Regions from separate parts of the Mus musculus genome. Here all the other regions are linked to region 2. A link is a loop called in an ENCODE intact Hi-C map of the cell type or tissue named here. Cell type or tissue: heart. All regions are shown on one strand. Links, peaks and the distances in the headings refer to the core of each region. The heading gives the core; the rest is flanking DNA. Region 1 holds the start of E130101E03Rik (RIKEN cDNA E130101E03 gene). Region 2 holds the start of Tbx20 (T-box 20). Region 3 has its middle 48 kb from the start of Gm40509.

Evidence for each region. Peaks named below come from ENCODE experiments on the same cell type or tissue, not always from the same donor. Only the 100,000 strongest peaks of a DNase experiment are listed, where the experiment ranks them.
Region 1: a loop joins it to region 2, with 4 times the contacts of the local background. A loop is called at or near these places in 7 of 42 quality-filtered maps.
Region 3: a loop joins it to region 2, with 2.0 times the contacts of the local background. A loop is called at or near these places in 3 of 42 quality-filtered maps.

What each region holds. Positions count from the first base shown.
Region 1 is chr9:24,970,028-24,976,224 of GRCm38, forward strand. It overlaps E130101E03Rik (RIKEN cDNA E130101E03 gene), which reads left to right and starts at 4,181. Exons shown (of 5, transcript NR_153861.1): 1 at 4,181-4,248; 2 at 4,743-4,772. In heart, for the core only: no CTCF peak of the experiment used is centred there; a DNase peak (open chromatin) is centred at 4,244; H3K4me3 peaks cover 1,200 bases; H3K27ac peaks cover 4,457 bases.
Region 2 is chr9:24,772,509-24,777,508 of GRCm38, forward strand. Tbx20 (T-box 20) reads right to left here and starts at 1,795. Exons shown (of 8, transcript NM_194263.2): 1 at 1,211-1,795. The coding sequence starts at 1,337. Gm29824 (a long non-coding RNA gene) reads left to right here and starts at 3,216. Exons shown (of 3, transcript XR_870586.1): 1 at 3,216-3,443; 2 at 3,847-3,962. In heart, for the core only: a CTCF peak has its summit at 1,951; DNase peaks (open chromatin) are centred at 1,863 and 4,973; H3K4me3 peaks cover 4,906 bases; H3K27ac peaks cover 4,906 bases.
Region 3 is chr9:24,893,476-24,899,836 of GRCm38, forward strand. No RefSeq gene overlaps it. Among named protein-coding and RNA genes, the nearest start is that of Gm40509, 48 kb to the right of the region's middle. In heart, for the core only: no CTCF peak of the experiment used is centred there; a DNase peak (open chromatin) is centred at 3,496; H3K27ac peaks cover 1,374 bases.

The DNA.
Region 1 (6,197 bases), core at 1,198-6,197, 200 kb after region 2:
TTCCTGAATTCCAGATTCATTCTTTCTTGTTCAGTTCTCCCTGTAGAGGGTCTAAGAAGCTCAGCTATTCAAGCAAAATGCCATGAACATTTTCTCTAGAGTAGATCAGGCGCCATGCCCTCCTAGCAGAAGCCAGTGGTGATCTGACATCACATGAAATGACCCTTTAAAGTTTATTTTTACAGCAACACCTTCCTGTGTATTCTGGTGGAAGAAAACAAGCTGTACAAAGTTTTCTAGGTGTGCACTGCAGCCAAATCTGAAGATGTGCCTGAGAGTCTTAGTGGGCTTTCACAAGTTTGTGGTATATGTTTCAGAGAGGTCTAACATGTTCATTGCTTAGACAGTGGTCTATGCTCTGGAAAGATAATTGGGAATAGCTCGTGCTATTCTAAGAGGATGTAGAATGAAATCTCTCTCTCTCTCTCTCTCTCTCTCTCTCTCTCTCTCTCTCTCTCTCTCTCCCCCTCTCTGGGTTAGTATTTTCTGGTGAACCAGTGCAAGCATTGTAGGTGACATGAATAGCAAGTGCAAAACCAAACAACCAAACAAATAAAGCAAGCACGCAGTCTGTAAGAATGAGCTGCTTGGGTTAGGCCAAGGAAGTTCCTCAGCTATTCAACCCATGTCACATAAATCTCGAACTTCCCTGGGAGATTTGAGAGCTGACATCAGCCTCCATGTGAGGTCCTGAGGTTCCATGTATACATATACAAGACTAATCACTTTACTGTGTCTCCCTCACTGCCCACCACAGCACTGTCAACCCATGATCATAGAAGATGGTGAGAGCCAACTTTGATCTAATCATGAAATGGATCATGGACTGTGGCTCCATACAATGAAACTAAGCACCTGCTTCTGCACAGGTTTCACCTACAAAGGAGCTGTTGTGGCACAGCAAACTGGTGAATTCTGGAGACCCATGTAGATGGAAGGTCAGGACTATAGAAGGACCAGAAAAAGCCTTCAAGGAGGCCATCAGAGCCTTACAGCAAATCAAGAGGCTCTTTTGGTAGGTGTGAGGAGGGCTAAGGAATAGATTCATATTTACTGATTTTATTGACCTAAAATCATAGTACTACTTGAAAACCACAAGACAAATTAAAAAGAAATAACAACCTTGAGAGAAAATATATATATGTATGCCTGAAAAATCTGACTGGACATGAAACATAAGAGTGTTAGATTTAATCAACTATTTAAAAACATATATTAGTGTAATATTTTATTTTTAATCTACTGATTTGGGGCACTGAATTACTCCCTGTGTTGGGAATTTTGTAGCAACACTAATGAACTCTATGTACCTTAGCCCTGGTTTTCCTATTAGAGATCACGTTTACTCCTCAGTGAAATATAATTTGTTAGTGTTTCAGTGTTTAAGACTGCATCATGACAGAGAAGTTCCTCTGGTTTGCTACATATTCTCAAAGCTGGCGATCTGATCTGTCATCCATCATCAGATCTACACTTTATGAGTATTCTCTTCATGTTTGGGAGGGATTTGCTTCAGCTTCCTCTACTTATTGCTGGGACAATTCCCCGTGCTGTCTACTCTTTTCTTTCCCATCTTCAACTAAATTACATTGTTCCTCTGTATCTAGAATCACTCCCCCCCCCCCCCCGCAGACACTTTTACACAATGGCTGCCTCACAGACTGTTCTGATTTGTAGCTTCCTGTTCCCATTTATAACAGGCATAGCGACCCTTTTATAATTGCATTCAATAAGGTTTCTTCTTGGATTCTTTCTCTGATTAAGTAATGGCTTAGGAGCCAGGGATCGGCAAGTAAAGTCTTTTTTTCCCCAGAATTCACATTATCCTTAGGCCATTTTAATCTACTTTGTCAGCCCTGAGAAAAGAGATCTCCATTCAACCCTGGACTTTCTAGAAGTCCTCACCGAGGGACTTCTGGAACCAGTGCTACTATTCTAAGATTAGGAGCTGACAATCGGTCACTCATATCTATCAATACCTGCCCCCTGTCTTGGTTTTTGTGCTGTCAGGCTTGAGGTTTGGAGTCCCTTTCCCCACTTTCAGGCTCTCCTAACATGGGAGGGGGTGGGGGTCCTCTTGCCTTCAGTTTAGAGCATGAGGGAGTACATTCCTAAGTGGAGATTTCTGGTTTCTTTGGAAACTCAGTTGTGTCACATAATGCTTTGCTGGAAGCTGTCGTGTGAGAGGACGTTTTGTTGGAACAGGCACATGAGAGGTTATTTTGCTGAAGAAGACACAGGAGAGGGCATATGGTATTTTGCTGGCACTGGCGCACAACCCCATTGTACTATCAACCATCTTTCTCTCCTACCTGTGGTTAGTGGACTAGAAGGGAGGTTGAAACATTTAAAAACCCTAAGTAAAGAAGGGTTTGAAAAATCTTAGCCTAGATGTTTAGAAAGAAAAAAACGTAACCCCACAGACAGTGAGAGGATGCCCTTCTACTGCTACACCTCGCAATGCTTTCCTGGTCTTGGCTAGCTATGCATGCTTTGCTAGTCTTCGCTGGTCTTCACTTTGTAGAGAGAAATGCACAAAAGAAGTTGTGGAATTCCAGCTAATTCTTGCTGTTTCCACTGACTCGTGCCAATTCGTTGGAGTACTGCTGTTTCTTCCAGATCAAGCTGCTGCTACTGATTCGTGTTTGCTATTGGACTGGACTGCTGATGTCCTGACAATGAAGATTGGAATTGCCCCCAAAGAACTACTTCTAAACAGGCCCACAACCCCATTGTCCTATTAACTATCTTTCTCTCTTACCTTTGGTCGGTAGATTAAAAGGGAGGTTGAAGCATTTAAGAACCCTAAATAAAATAGGGTTTGAAAAATCTCAGCCTACAATACCCTTTATCCATAACTCTACTGACATCCGATGTTAATCTTTATGCACAAAATAAACCCAGATAAAGCAGGCTGCCTCCATCCCTCTGCATTGATGGAAATGTGACCTCTGAACAGAGCAGATAAAGATGGTCTGGAGGAAGGTCATGTGACAAGCATTTGTCAGGGGGCAGCCTGGGCACAGAGGAGACTCCAGAATCTCTAGGGATTCAGAGGATGGTGAGAACTGTTTCCCTAATCCTTGTCCCTGTGACTTGGGGATAGGGCCATCTGTAAGATGGGGCCCAATTGTTACCTATCTTCTCTCTTGGAGCTTAAGCTGTTGGCATCATGATTGGTAACAGATCTCCCAGAATTAATTAGTGTTCTTTTCTATTTTTATCACTGGCTATTTTGTTTGTAGTTTTTCTCAGATTTACACTGTATTCTTTGTATTGGGGGCTTCAGGGATGAGGAGACATGGCAACACCATTAGATCGAAGTCCTAACTTCTGTTCCTCCCATCTGGACCCAGTCTCTACATCTGTACGTGAGCACCCAGATTCATGAGACATCTGAATCCAGGCAAATGCCTCTTTCCCAACCCTCCCTGGTTGCTGCAACCCCCCTCCAGTCTTTGTAATGGCTGGGTGTTGTTTAATTCAGGGAAGCTCTTAGTTCAGCGCAGGGAAAGTAGACACAAGTGAATGGTCAAGAAGAGGGTGCCAGTTATTCAGCTCTGGATCAAAGATCATCCAAGCCATGAAAGGGTTCTATGAAATGAACAAACATGAACTTTTAGTGCCTATGAGAGGAGATGATCACCAAGGTTAACAGCTATAGCAAATGCTAAAACAAAGAGTGAATTCTAAAGGTGTAGACAGGAAAATAGGAAACAACCAAGAAAGGTATTATTCTGAGGGCTGGTAACAGTGGTACAAAGCCACCATCCCTTAATATAAAGGAGCGAAGAGAAAGCTTGGTTTCAGAATAATCAGTTTTTTATTAGTCAAAAGCTACTTTACCTTCATTAAACATATGAGCAATGCTAAAAAGTGTGGTTTATATTATGAGTCCTTGCTTTTAGTGGTTAAGTGGCATCTATTAATTTGATGAGAATTAATTAAGCATTGATTGAGGAATAAGCTAAGTATTTGAGACTGCTGGAGTAGAGAAGTCTGAGGGAAGTACATTGTGGGACTTCTGCTAGGGATGCCTGTGAACCAATGCCAAGTATGCAACCCTGCTCACGGAGGGGGCAATTATATGTCCTTGTTTGGCTCAGGGCTGAAGCCTAGCCTGGCTGGAAGGCAGTTGGCTTCAGCCCAACATTACTGCATGCCTGCCCTCTCGGGCCCCACTTCTAGCAGGTCACCAGATCTGTGTTGCCACCTAGGAACATTTGAGAGAGCTGTGAGCTTCAGAAGGTGAGGCGCTGGGGCCAGGGTTGGGGGCAGGGAAGGCCAGCCAGGCAGGGTGGCTGGAGAGTTTTGACAGCCTAGAGAAGAGCCCCTGGGATCCCATTCTTGCAGACGTGAGCCCCCCAGGCAGGCGCCGGGTGGATAAGCGTGTAGACAGCCCGGCCAGGCCGGCCTGTGACGCTTGCCAGCACCTGCAGATAGCAGGGAAATAATTGGCACATGTTTAAAAAAAAATTAAAAACCTCTTGGATGTGAGTATTTTCTAACAGCATCTGGCGGGAGTGCCTGGAAGGAATTTAATCAGCGAGAGTTGTTTAAATCGGTCTACTCGCTCGGCCCCAGCGAGGCTCCTAATGAACTCGGTATCATGTGCCACCCCTGCCTGCTGAGGACATTCAATTTGTTAATTCTGCAGCTGGTGAGAGAGGTCAGATAGGAAAGTGACGATTGTTTTCTGACGTCCCAACCCCTGCTCACATCTTTCTAATTAATCCTTTTAGGAGACATGGGAAGATTAAGAAAGAGAAAAGGTGAGGGAAACAAGCAGGAGAGAATTTGATGGAAAGTCAGCGCTGCCTTTCCTGGATGGATCTGGCGAGCTGGGGGCGGGGAGAAAACCAAGAGCTGAGAAGGCTGCTAGCTGTACTTCCCACACAAAGAAAAAACAAATACTCTGAAGAGATAGCCCCTTGATACTCTCCCATCGTGGCTGTTTTAAACAGGAATGGAGGGGACATGGTCTCCATCATGGTCTTGGGTAGAACTTCAGGGCGTCATTGAGGTATGAGATCTCCTGAGCAGTGAGAGCCAGGCAGAAACCTATGCAACATGCACTGAAGGGCCTCAGTCATCCCAGTTTTGTGAAAATAGCAATTTGGAAGCGCTGGAGTTTCTCTAGCACTGCAGTCCTGAGTCTCTTGCCTTTTGCTCTGCCTTTTGGATCTATTTTCCCTTCTGCTGGACCTGCTGTTTGCTAATGTGTCAAACCCCTGCGGCCCTCAGCCATAAGTCCGCCTGTCCTTCAAGTTGGGGTAGCCCCAAAAGGTGTGTGTGTGGGGGGGGGGGGAGTAGCCTAGGCTGCCTAGTACTATCTCTCTTAGATGTCCTTGTCACTATTTACAACTTTCAAGCAAATGCCTCTCGAATTGTCTTGATGGATATCACTTCTGGTCCATCAGGGGCAGACACTGGGCACCAAGTATGCATGCCAGTCTACATCCCCAGGAAGCCTCACACCCTACAGAACTTTCACTAATGATTAGACACAGTCATCATTCAAATGTTTCCTAATTCAAATGTTTCCTGTCATTGTGCTTACATGTGGGGAATCAGAGATGATTCAGAAAGTGTCAGACCTCAGGGTTCTCAATTTAAGGATGAAGAGTCTGGGAAGGCCTCTCCAGGTTCTTGGAAGATTAACAACCAGAAAACAGAGAAAATCTCTACCCGAAGAAAGGATAGCAGGGTCAGCAGCTTGAAGGCAGGACCGCCAGGCATGAAATCTGCTAGTTAGCGATGGTAGTTGTTATACCAAGTCCAAGGTACTCAGAGCAGGTGTGAGAAGTCTGGGAGTGCACGGACGGGAGTCATGGGGTGCAGAGGTGAGAGTTGGGGAGTCCATTGTCCATAGAGTACAGCTTGGAAGAGAACAAGGTGAGAGCCACCCTGAAAAAATGTTACTTTGATTTAAGAAGGCAAAGAATAGCAAGTGTTCTTTAATCTGGTGCTTGAAGAAAAAAAAAATGGCACAAAATGTGCAATCTCTGTCTTAAAAATAAGGCTCTGATCCTTTGACTGCAAAAAGTTGGCCCTTAACTATCCTGGAGGCCTCTCTGTCCAGGGCCCCCATCATGGATAATGCCCAGTCTCCAGTCTTGCACAGAAACGGGAACCCACAAAGTTGTTTCCTGTAAATGTGGGCACCTTCCCGGGGACAGACAGGGTAGGAATGAGTT
Region 2 (5,000 bases), core at 1-5,000:
CCAAAATGAGATGGGGGTATTAAATTCCCTAAGTACAAGGATAATGATCGGAAGCCTCAGCAGGTCCAACTTGGACAGTAGTAGCCAATGCTCTCTCTAAATAATCAGGATTTGTTGGCTTGCTCACATTGCCTTCGCAGATCTTGACTTAGGTGGAAGTTAGGAGTTCTTATTCACACTCATTTCCCTGTCTTACATCTCCTTGGTACCACTGTTGTTTTGGACTTTAGTAATCTCCTGTCACTGTGTAAACTCCTTAGTTTCCCAAGCCCCTTTCTTCTCTAGTGTTTATCTTGGATGTGAAATGTATTAGAGTTGGGAAGGGATAGCGAAAAAGAAAAAAGTGATGACTTTTTTCAACTGTCTTAACTTAGCTACTTGATTTCTGATAGTCGGCGATTAGGGTGTGCGATAATTATTACCAAGGCCCTTAGAATAGCAACTCATTTTCCCTGGGTTGTAAGGGTTTTCAGAACCCCTATCCTGAGCAGTTGCTTTTATACAACTCTCGTGTGCTCAAGACACCCTCACCGCTCATCTCTCTTTAATCTGTGCCTAGTTTCCTCTGTAAAGAAAACAGTTTTTATAGAGACAGTGTTAAATTTCGAGGAATTTGGGGAGGCCTTGCCAGTCTCAATTGAAAATCGCAAGTATAAAATGGGGGTTCCTGACCAAAAAAAAAAAAAAAAAAAAAAGCCGGCTCTTGCGTGGAAAAACCGGCCTATTTTATAGTCCTTTTCAGACATATTAAGACTGTTAATTGTGATAGAAAAATTAAACTGGCTTCTTGTGAAGTCTCAGAGTCTTTGATTCCAAGCGCAGGCTTGGGTGTTATATACCACCGTGGATCCCGAATCTTAACCCTTACTTGTCCTTGAATTTGTTTTCATTCAAACAAACAAATTTGTACAGCATTCATACTATCTAAGTGATGTCGAGATTCCAAGAAACTGGGGAAAGCGAATACAAACACAAGCCGGTAGTGAGAATTCACTACCTTTAATTGATGGTGAAGCCTCCAAAGAAAACTTGAGAGGAAAAGAAAAAAAAAAAGTCTTTCTCCCAGGACCGAATTCTGGTCCATACTCTGAGACTTAGCAGTAGATCCAGACGGTAGAAAAAGCCACCTTTGCTTCCCGCGGAGCAAACTGCCCGCACCCGGGAAACAGATTAGCAGGGCCCATACTGACTGCCTAGTACCCCGACTTACCCAGGGGTTTGATGGTGTTCTCTGCTGCCTCCTTCTCCTTGGGGCCGCCGCTGGACATAAGCGCGGCGATGGAGAAGGCATTGGCTCGAGAGGAGAGCTGGGGCTTGGGCGACGCCGTGAACTCCATGGTTCCCAGCGTGCGGTCCTGCTCAGGAACCTGGACTGACAAACCACAGTCCAGCTTCCCCAAAGGGAGACAAAGACCCGAAACTGCAGCTCAAAGTTCCAGAGAGCAAGCAAAGCGGAACTGGGGACCCCCCCGAAGCGTCCGTTCCCAGGTTTTGATGGCCTCTCCAGTCCACTAGAGCAAAGCAGGGGAGCCGCAGAGACTTCGAACCAGCAGGAAAGCAGGGTGGGGACCAGCCGGGAACTCAAAACTGTAAGCCCACTGCGCAAAACGCGGGGTCCCCAGCACCCACGCCGAGTTCTCCCTCCCTTCCCTCCTTGGGTCCGCTGAGTGGCCCAAGTCCGAGGAGGTGACGATCGGCGTGGGACTCTAGAGGGTGCGGAAACCAGGGAGTCGGATCTCCTCTCTGCAGAGCGCAGCAAGGCGCGACCTAAACTGTGCCTAGGCGCCTGCTGCCTCGCGCCTTAATTTGCTGGCGGTGGCCATCCCTGCGGGCAGCAGCCAGTCAGCGTGGTCTCACGTCACTGCTTCCAGACTGTGCGGAGTGGGGCGGGGCCGAGCGGCGCAGGGAGAGAGCGCCTAGGGCACTGCGCCCTCCTGCCTCTGCGCTCCCGGTGGAGAGCCGGAGAAGACGCACAGTGAACAGGGTGGCGGAGCTAGCCGGACCGCCTCCGCCCAGAGTCTCAGATCCCGCAGGAGGGAAGCATGCGCTGTCTAGAGAGGCACTTTCACTGCTACCCAGAAACAGGCATTTGCGTTGCTCTGGACTGAATGTCACCAAAGGAAGTCCTACTGAGTTCCGCATTTTCTACCTTTCCTACTGGAGCTCCCAAATAGTTGAGAAGGGCCCAGTAGAGCAAATTCCTCATCGCTGAGCGGCATTAACCTGGTGACGCAGCACAGTGCCTAGTGCTAGGTCCCCTACTTGACAGTCCCCAAGTTATGTCTCTTTTCACAGAGAGCTGGAGAGGCAGGGCTCTGGGAAAGAATGCTGAGCTGCAGGGTGCCTGTAGGAAGGATACTTTGTTTTGATTTTTTGTTTGTTTTTGTTGATTTTGTTTTTGGCGAACCTGGCTTTCTGCTGTGTGGTGGTTTGTTTCCCTTCTAGTCTGGGTTTTCTATTCTGGAGACTCTGAAAGTAGGGAAGTGGCCTGAAGCAAGGAGGGGGGGTCAGGACTTGGAGCTCTAAGGGGACCATGCGATGCATAGTGACTTTCTGGCTCCTCCCCCGCCCCCCCCCCACACGGAACCATCTATCTGCCTTGCAGACGCAGACTGGGCTAAGGACTTCCCACAGCCTTGTGGAGGGAGTCCTGTTGGCCTTGCTCAGTCTAAATAATTCGAATTCTCCAAATTCGCGGGGTAATCCGCTTCACTCTCAACCATGTAAACTCTAGAGGACACACACACTCAAGCTATACTTGTAAATATTTGCTCTCCTTTCCAGCCAGTTGATCTGGCGATTAGGAACCTCTTGGTAGGTCTTAAGGGGGTAGGGGAGGGGTGGGGTGAAGAACATAAAAAGAAAGACATACCCTGTCTCCCATTGCATCCTCTTCACAGCTCCCGAAACATAGTTATGGGCGAAATCGAGAGCCAGAATAACTATGAAGAACATCCCGTGTAAACAGAATGTTGGCATCTGAGGAAGTTCTGATTTAGACTGGCCTGGCCATCCTGTCTATGTTTGCTCGTTTCAGCATTTGGGTTGTAATGTGTCAATGTTGAGGGAAATTAGAAATTAGTAAAACTGCAGACTTTTCATACTAGAAGGTTTTTTTTTTTTTTCCTTGTCTGGACCAACTACTTTGAAAAGATCGAAGGTGACAAGTTGGCAGAGCAGTGTCTCTTTTTTGCAAGTCTCCCCCATCCTCCAACCATGTCCCAGTCATTCCCCTCTCCTCCCCACAGGTCAGGAATCTCTGGACTCATAAGTGTGTGCAAGTCAGTAGAGAGTATCAGATCTCCTGGAGCTGGGATTACAGGCTGTTGTGAGCCCTCTGTGTGGGTGCTAGGGAGTGAAGTCCTCCAGATCTCTAAAGAGGAGCAAATGCTTTTAGCTGCTCATCCATCTCTCCTGGCCTTAGATACAATGTCTCAATCAAGGTAGTGTTTTCTTTTTATTGTAAGGTTCCCATTGGTTTGCTTCTTGTCTGATTTTTTTAGAGTTTGTCAAGGAAGATGGATTTATTTGAAGAAGAGAGTTTTTGTTTTTGTTTTTTTAATTTGGGAGAGAGAGGTTTACTTAGACCTTGATATAATGTTTCAACTAATGTAGATTTTGTTGGTTGGATCTAGTTTTCAATAGCTCACTGTGTTGTTACACCCTAATTAATAAAACTATTATTCCATCTTATAAGGGGAGGTACTGTCTTTACTACCTTAGCAGCTTAGATTGTTGGAATGGCATCCTGAAAGATACATCAGTTTCAGAGAAGCAGACTGAGCACAGGAAAGCAGAATTGCTGAACTTGCTTTCCCTTTTCCTACAAGTGCCACTGTGTCCCAGTTCTAGGATGTTTGTGGGCAGAAAATCACTCAAAAGCAGAAGAGACTGCGCAAGTGGGAGGAGACAGCAAGCTGAAGGAATTGAAATGAACACTTAAACAAAGCCATAGGCCAGAGGTGAGTCACTTGGGTGTCCCTAAGCTATGCATCTTGTTGGCGTTGAAACGATCATCACAGCCAAACATTACTACAGGCTTATTATACTGGTAAGCTGCTCTCCTCTTAGATCCAATGCCTATATGAATCAATGTGTTGCTATAGGACCTGTAGCTAGTGCTGACAGAGAGGAATCGCCTCAGGGTAATCTAAACCTCCTGCCTAGGGAAGCTGAGGGTAACTAGTCCTGAGGTCCTTTCAAAACCGTCCGGGAGCAAGGGTTAATGCATAAAACCCCCGTGGAGCTAGAACAAAGCAATCACGTTAACACTTCCCTCAACCCCGCCTGGGCTGCTGACAGGCTTGTGTGTTCAGGCTGCTTTCAGACACTGGAAACGGCTTTGGACTTGAGGAAAGCTTTGAGTCTTGACTTTTAACACTTGTTAGCACTGTGGCTATGTGGGCTTCCTAAACCTCTCCAAGCTTTGGTCTCATCATCTACTTTTAAAATGGGACTGATACTTTATTGCTATATGATAGATGGCTTTGTGAATTTAAAAATGTGCAGTGTGTGTAAAGCACCCAACCGTAAGTAACGACGATGACTCCACAGGAGCAAAGCGATGCAGCTATTTAATTATTTGAATTTGAGCTGCATATTCTTGACCACAGAGATATCAGATTGTTCTGGACTATACACCGAAGATTGAGACCACGTAGAGGCGCTTGGACTGCCAAAGACAGCTAAACTTCAGAGCTAGCAGAGCCATTTAAGATTTCGATACTGTCTGGAAGGTCTGGGCAATGTCCCCTAATATAAGGCACGCGCATTAGAAAATTCTCTTTTGCAGTCCCCCTGAGCTCAGGAACTTAAGACAACTCCCTCAAACTGTCTAGGAAGTAATCAGCGAGCCGCTTTCAGCCTAGGTTCCAGAGTTAACGAATGCTCTCTGGACGCTTTGCCGGGAGCTATAGGGACAGATCCCGTAAAAATCTAGCTGGCCGTCCGCAGGCGCGGAGGGTGAGAGCTGCGCCTGGGCGCTGGGCCAGGTACCAAGC
Region 3 (6,361 bases), core at 522-5,521, 120 kb after region 2:
TAGCATACATACATACTGGACTACTACACAGCACTGAAAAGGAAAGAAATCCTGTCAGCTTTGAGCGTGGTTGAGCTTGGCTTGATGGTTCTCTTCATATTAAACCATAGAAGCAAAAATCTTCTGATTTCTAATTCACATTTCTTTGTGGTTACCAAGGGCTTAGAGTAGTGTTTAGAAAAAGAAGAAAACAAAATGACAACAACAAGAAAAAAATGGCATTGCAAGATGAGGAGAAATCCTGAGATGTGCTGTCCTAAAACTAGTGAGCTATGCACTTAAAATAGCTGAAATGGTATATTTAATGTAGGTTTTTAAACAAAAGAAAAGGAGGGCAGAGAAGAGACACCAAGACAAGAGGAGAAGGACATGGTGTCTGAGAGAGGTGGTGGGGAAGAAGAGTCCATGCTCTTAACAGATGCAGCAAAGGCTAAGACCTTAATCTAAAACCACACACACACACACACACACACACACACACACACACACACACACACACACACGCATGCACGCTCACTCACATGCACGCACACACGTGTGTGCACACACACATTCACACCCTTTCTTTCAAGTAAACTACAAATTAGGGACAAAACTTGTTAAATGTAAAATTTCTCCAATGTAAAAGTAAGCCAGTCAGTCCTACAGGTCATGTTCTCAACCAAACTGGATCAACACAGAGTTAAAAAAAAACTAACTATAAATGGTAACTTGCCTAGCTTTTTAAACCCACTCTGTCTATGAATACTTTAAAAAAAAGGCCATATTCTTACAAATACTACTTAGCCATTTGCTTTGAATATATCATTCAAGATTTTTGGAATTTGGTCAAGAGTAATTGCCCCATTAAAAATAATTAGAGAATTACAATAACAGTGAATTCAAACCGAAAAAAAGATAAAGAATTAAAATGTAGAAACAGAAAGTTAGTAAAGGCAGAAGTAGAAACTATTTCCAAAAGAATAATAGTAAGAAACAAAATCTGCTTTTTTGAAAAGATGAACATGGACAAACATGTAGCATCGACAACTTAGCCAGAGTGACGTAAAGAATGCTGGTAACAGGGAGCATGGCCTGTGTAGAGGAGTTTGCAGTGCCACACCTTGTCAACCTCTGACTGGACAATCCACACTCACTCCAAACATCAAATGAATTTCACTCAAAACGAAGTGTAAGAGTAAAATTTAGATTAACTTAGAGCAAAGCGGTACAATATAAATCCAATTAATTGTATCATGTTAAAAAAAAAAACAAACAAACTTCTATATAAAAGGGGAATGGAAAATGACATATTAGCAAGCAGTTCTTCGACTAAATGTCCCTGAGTCTTATATATAACATATATGATGATATCAATAGAAGCAAATTTAATAAGACTGCTACTGCAAAAGCCATATGAACAGAGTCTAAGTATCTGGAGTCCTTAGCTGGAGTTGGTGTGTCCACTTAATAACGACACACTTTTAACTTAATGAATTGAGAATCTCCTGGCCTCAGCAGTCTTCATTGCCTGTAATCCTTTGTGTGGAGTGGAGTCTCATTGCTGCACCCTCCCCGGCCCCCTCCCAGGCCCCCTCCCCAGCCCTAGCCCCCTTTCGCATGTCTGTTGTTCTCTTTGCTCAGGTCACGGTTAGGCATTTATGTCAGTGTGATGTAGTTATACTATAATCTCAATAAGTGAAATAAATCATTTTTAAAAATGCTTATAGCATTAAAACTAAGAATACTATGCCCAATTAAAAAAAAAAAAAGTTCTTGAGGTAACAACTTTAAGAGCATGCTTAAAAGAGATAAAAACAATCATATTTAAAGCTATAAATTCCATGTGGCACAGGAGACCTTGTTTGTTAGGACTGTGTAGTATGTGTCTCACGTAGCAGTTGAGGTTAGCTATAAAATATTTTCTTAAAATTAACGCATGATTCTATTATAATTTTAGAAATTTATACCAAGGAAATCACCTGACAAATGTGCAAATATTTTTGCATAATAATTAAAGTTTTAAATCCTGTCCTCAGCACCTGACTGAGGGACCCTGGGGGAAACTGCCTTCCTGACCCTACCCCTATTCCCCTCTCTCCCACCCTCTCTCTCTCCCTCCTTCCCTCTCTCCCTCTCTCTCTCCCTACTTCTTCTCTCCCACCCTTCTCCCTATCCTCTCCCTCTTCCCTTTTTTTCTCCCTACCTTCTGACTGCAGACTCTTATAGCAAGTCTCAGCAGTGCCTTGCTAAAATGCTCTCCCACCAAGGCAGAGTGTACCCCCCAAACTGTGAGCCAGCATAAACCATTGCCTACTTGCTTCTGTCAGAAACTTTGTCATAACAATGACAAAAGTAGTTGATTAATAGTAAACTCTCATCTGTTGTTAAATATGTAGATGTTCACTGAGTGGGTGTTTGCATAATTTTACATGTACACACATGTATTTCCCTGTCAGTACTTTGGTTACTAGTTGGTGATATTTGGGAAAGTTACTTTGTTGACATTCTCAATTTCCATTCTGCAATTTGATGTGTTATTTTCAAAAAGAGGAGAAAGTAAATAAAACCAGAGACAACCTTTTTATAAAGTATATGCCCTGGTCACGTCTGAACTCCATGTTTCTATAACATTCTATCTCGAGTGTTGGCACATTCACTTTTGCTTCTCTTGCTTTGCTTCCTTTTAAGAGAAGACACTGCTGAGGTCTTAGCTCCTTGTGCAGAGATTTTTACATTGTGATCACCACGAGCTATGGTTGTTCCAAGGAAGACAAGATGAAACAAGAAAGAGAGTGAGAAAGGGAGAAAGGGATGTGAAATGGGAGGGAGGGAGGAAAGAGAAATGAGGCAGAAAATGAGAAATGATGAGAAGGGACAAAGAGAAAAATGGAATGGAGGGAAAGGGAGAAATAAGGAGAAAGACAAGGAGAAAATATAGGCAATGGGGAAGAGGAGGGACATTCCGTCAGAGCCATCACTTCTGCCCAAGTCTAGGATTAGAAACCAAAGGCACAGCCGCAGTTGCCGTCTCTATCCTGTCCACATCTCTGCCGTTTGGCTCTCTTCCTGATACCTTTGATGCTGTTGGGTGAACCAGACGTTTAGGGCTCCAACCGCTAGAGCCCAGTCCAAGAAAAGCTTTTCCAGAAAGGTACTGTGCTCTTTGCAGATGTTTGCTAACACATCAACAGCTGGAACACTACACAACACACTCCGTCAATCATTAGCAGACATTACCTAATTGATAAGGCTGTCCCTCCGAATAGCCCCGTTCCCAGTTCTGTGTGACACACAATCACATTCTATCCCCTTTCCCCGTGACGTCAAGATTTTTTGGCTTGGCTCTTGGAAGGGAACTTTTCTACCCAAGATAAGTTGAAATCTGGGGACAGAACCATTCCCACAGGATCCCCACAGCCACATTCTCCCACCAGCTCCATCTTCCTGTTCATGGTATGCTCTGTTCTAACAGTGAGGCTCCTCCATGGGCCTCTCTGAAGCTGATGGCGGTGCAGCTGCAGCTCCTCACCAGCTCCCTGTGACAACGGGAAGCAGATTGGAGGCACCAGGCGCTCGGTGTCAATGGATGTGTACACATGAACTCCAAGGCTGGGACCATTTCTCCCTCTCTTCCTTTGGGGCTCCCCCTACACAGTTTTACAGCAACACTGAAAATGTCCATCTGGTTTTTTGCTGGCAATAAGCATCTCATGATAGCTTTCACTGACAGCACTTGGAGGCAGCCCCTGGATCCAAAGAATAGTCCAGCTACCCTGGACACTCGCAGTCAGCTCTGGCAAAAGCATGGAGAAGCTGAACTGAGTTGAGTACAGGGAGACCTACAGTCACTGGCTGCAAGCGGCTGCTGAGGGAGCTTTGATTCAAAGTTTGTCCCTAGCCCTGGAGTTTAAGGGAAGGACACATAATAGTAGGAACAAGAACATGTTTTATTTTAATTAAACAAAAACTTCACCTATGTTATCTATGTCTTGAACTTAATGAGACCAGGAGAGGGCCCTTCAGAGGTGCAAGCTTTATTTTGTCTATATTTTGCTCTGCAGGCACGAGGGATTTAGAGACCACACCTGGGTTACATGTTTGGATGGCCCCCGTGTTTTCATTTGGTAGACACTAATTCTGTCCCTCGTTAAGGCCTGTGGATTTAAGCAGAGCTGTCTGAGATGCAAAGCCATACTGAGTGCCCAGTGTTCTAAAAATCTGCTTGAGGGGCAAAACTCAGGGTCATCTAACTAGCCCTGGGCTTTCTTCAGGAGCCAAAAGCCTCAGGAGGGGAATTGACGATGTAGGAGGCTGCCAGCAGTCTTGATCCAAAGGCTAGCCATTTGTGACAGAAGCATACCCTTTGTAGGTCTGTGTCAAGAAAGGGAACATTGGCCTGCTTTCAGCTCTAGATCAAGAAGGCCATAAAGGTGACTTCACCCTCTAGACCCCCTGTTCAAGTCTTATCACCTATGCTGAAAAAACTTCAGAAAAATTCTCCATGAAGACTACATTTCTGCCAGAAGGTTTCTGCTAAAATATATCTCTGTGGAAAGATATGGATCTAGACTAGGTATCACACCCTCTGACTTACTGACAGAGGCGGTGGCTCTGATTGTTGAACAGGACCAGCACTTGCTCCACAGTTGCTCCACAAGAGTCACTCCCTTTGGTGGCTAAAGGGTACTTTCTTAGGGTTTCTATGGCCGTGATGAAAAACCATGACCAAATAGCAAGATGGGGAGGAAAGGATTCTTTTGGTGTCTTGAAGAGACACTACAATCACAGCAACTTTTATAAAGAAACACATTTCATTGGTGCTGGCTTAAAATACAGAGTTTCTGTTAGTTCATCATCATCACAGTGGGAAATATTGCAGCCTGTAGGCAGACATGGTGTGGGCCAGGAATCTGAGAGTTCTACGGCCAGGTTGCCAGGCAGCAGGAAAAGACTGAGACACTGGGCCTGGCTTGAACATCTGAATCCTCAAAGCCCCAAGTCCTGTGGCATACTTCCTCCAACAAGACTATACCTCTAATAATGCCACTCCCTGTGAGTCTGTGGGTGCCATTTTCATTCAAATGACTACAGTCAGCTCACACTTCCACATCACTGTTTATCACCTAAGGAGGTCAAGACAGGAACTCAAACAGGACAGGAACCTAGAGCCAGAAGCTGATGCAGAGCCCATGCAGGAAGCCTCTCATGCTTGCTGGCTTGTTCAGCCTCTTATAGAATCCAGAACCACCAGCCCAGGGATGGTACAACCTACAAAGGGCTGGATCCTCCTTGATCAATCACTAATGAAGAAAATTCCTAATTGCCTGGTCTTATGAGGACTCTTTTAATTGAAGATTTCTTCCTCTCAGATGACTCTAACTTGTGTCAAGTTGACATAAAATTATCTAACACAAGTATCCCTCCTCAATGCACTGCATGGTGATAGAGGAGGCCTGGAAGGATCCATCTTGTCTTAGCTCTTCTATCTCATACCTCCTCCACCATGCATCTCCAGGTCTGAGGCCTTGGACAAACACGAATCCTCTCTATATCACTGGCTTTCTCTAACAAAACCTTGACTTGGTGGCATTCTCTGGACATGGCCTGGTTTGAAAGCTTCCCACCCGTGCCATCATCCAGCCCTAGCTATATATCAAAGCAGAACACACAGAGCTGTCTTCTCCTCTTCAAGAATTTCACTTCTGGGGTCAGCATGGGGGTGGGAAGAGAACACCCTGCAGTTCTACTTGCAGTCACCTGGGCACAGGAGCAAAATTGTTGGAATCTTTCGTTTCACAGGATCCAGTGGAGACGGAACTGAGCAAACCTCTACTTTCATATCTCATTTTCTTGAAGAGAACACAGCCCTAACTCCACAGAAAATAAACACACACAGCTAATCTCCCTCAGTGCTGGGACAGTTTGTTGAAATTGGTGAAATGATGCAGACCTCACTTTGCGGCATGATAAGAGTTCTAAGTCCAGCTTTCTGGTTATGAAACAGAGAGTGGGTGACTGCACAGCCTCTGATAATTTAAAATGAATCCTTGTTCTCTGACACACATACTTTCCTATTGTGTGCTGTGCTGTACACAGGCAGAGCTCATTTGTTGACCATGTTTTGTACACACACACACACACACACACACTACTTCCTTCTTTGGGGACCTATGGCTCTAAAGAAAGATAAAATCCCACCCCAGTTTTACAATCCTTCGTTGGGTCTTCAGTGACAACAGGAAAGAGAAACCAAAGTTTTAATGAGTCATCCTATCAAGGCTTAGACAGAAATAAATCAGCCTGGGAACTTTCCTGATGCACGAGGTTAGTAAGCTGTAGACCACAAGCTAAGCCTTCCCCGATCCAGTGGGATCCAATG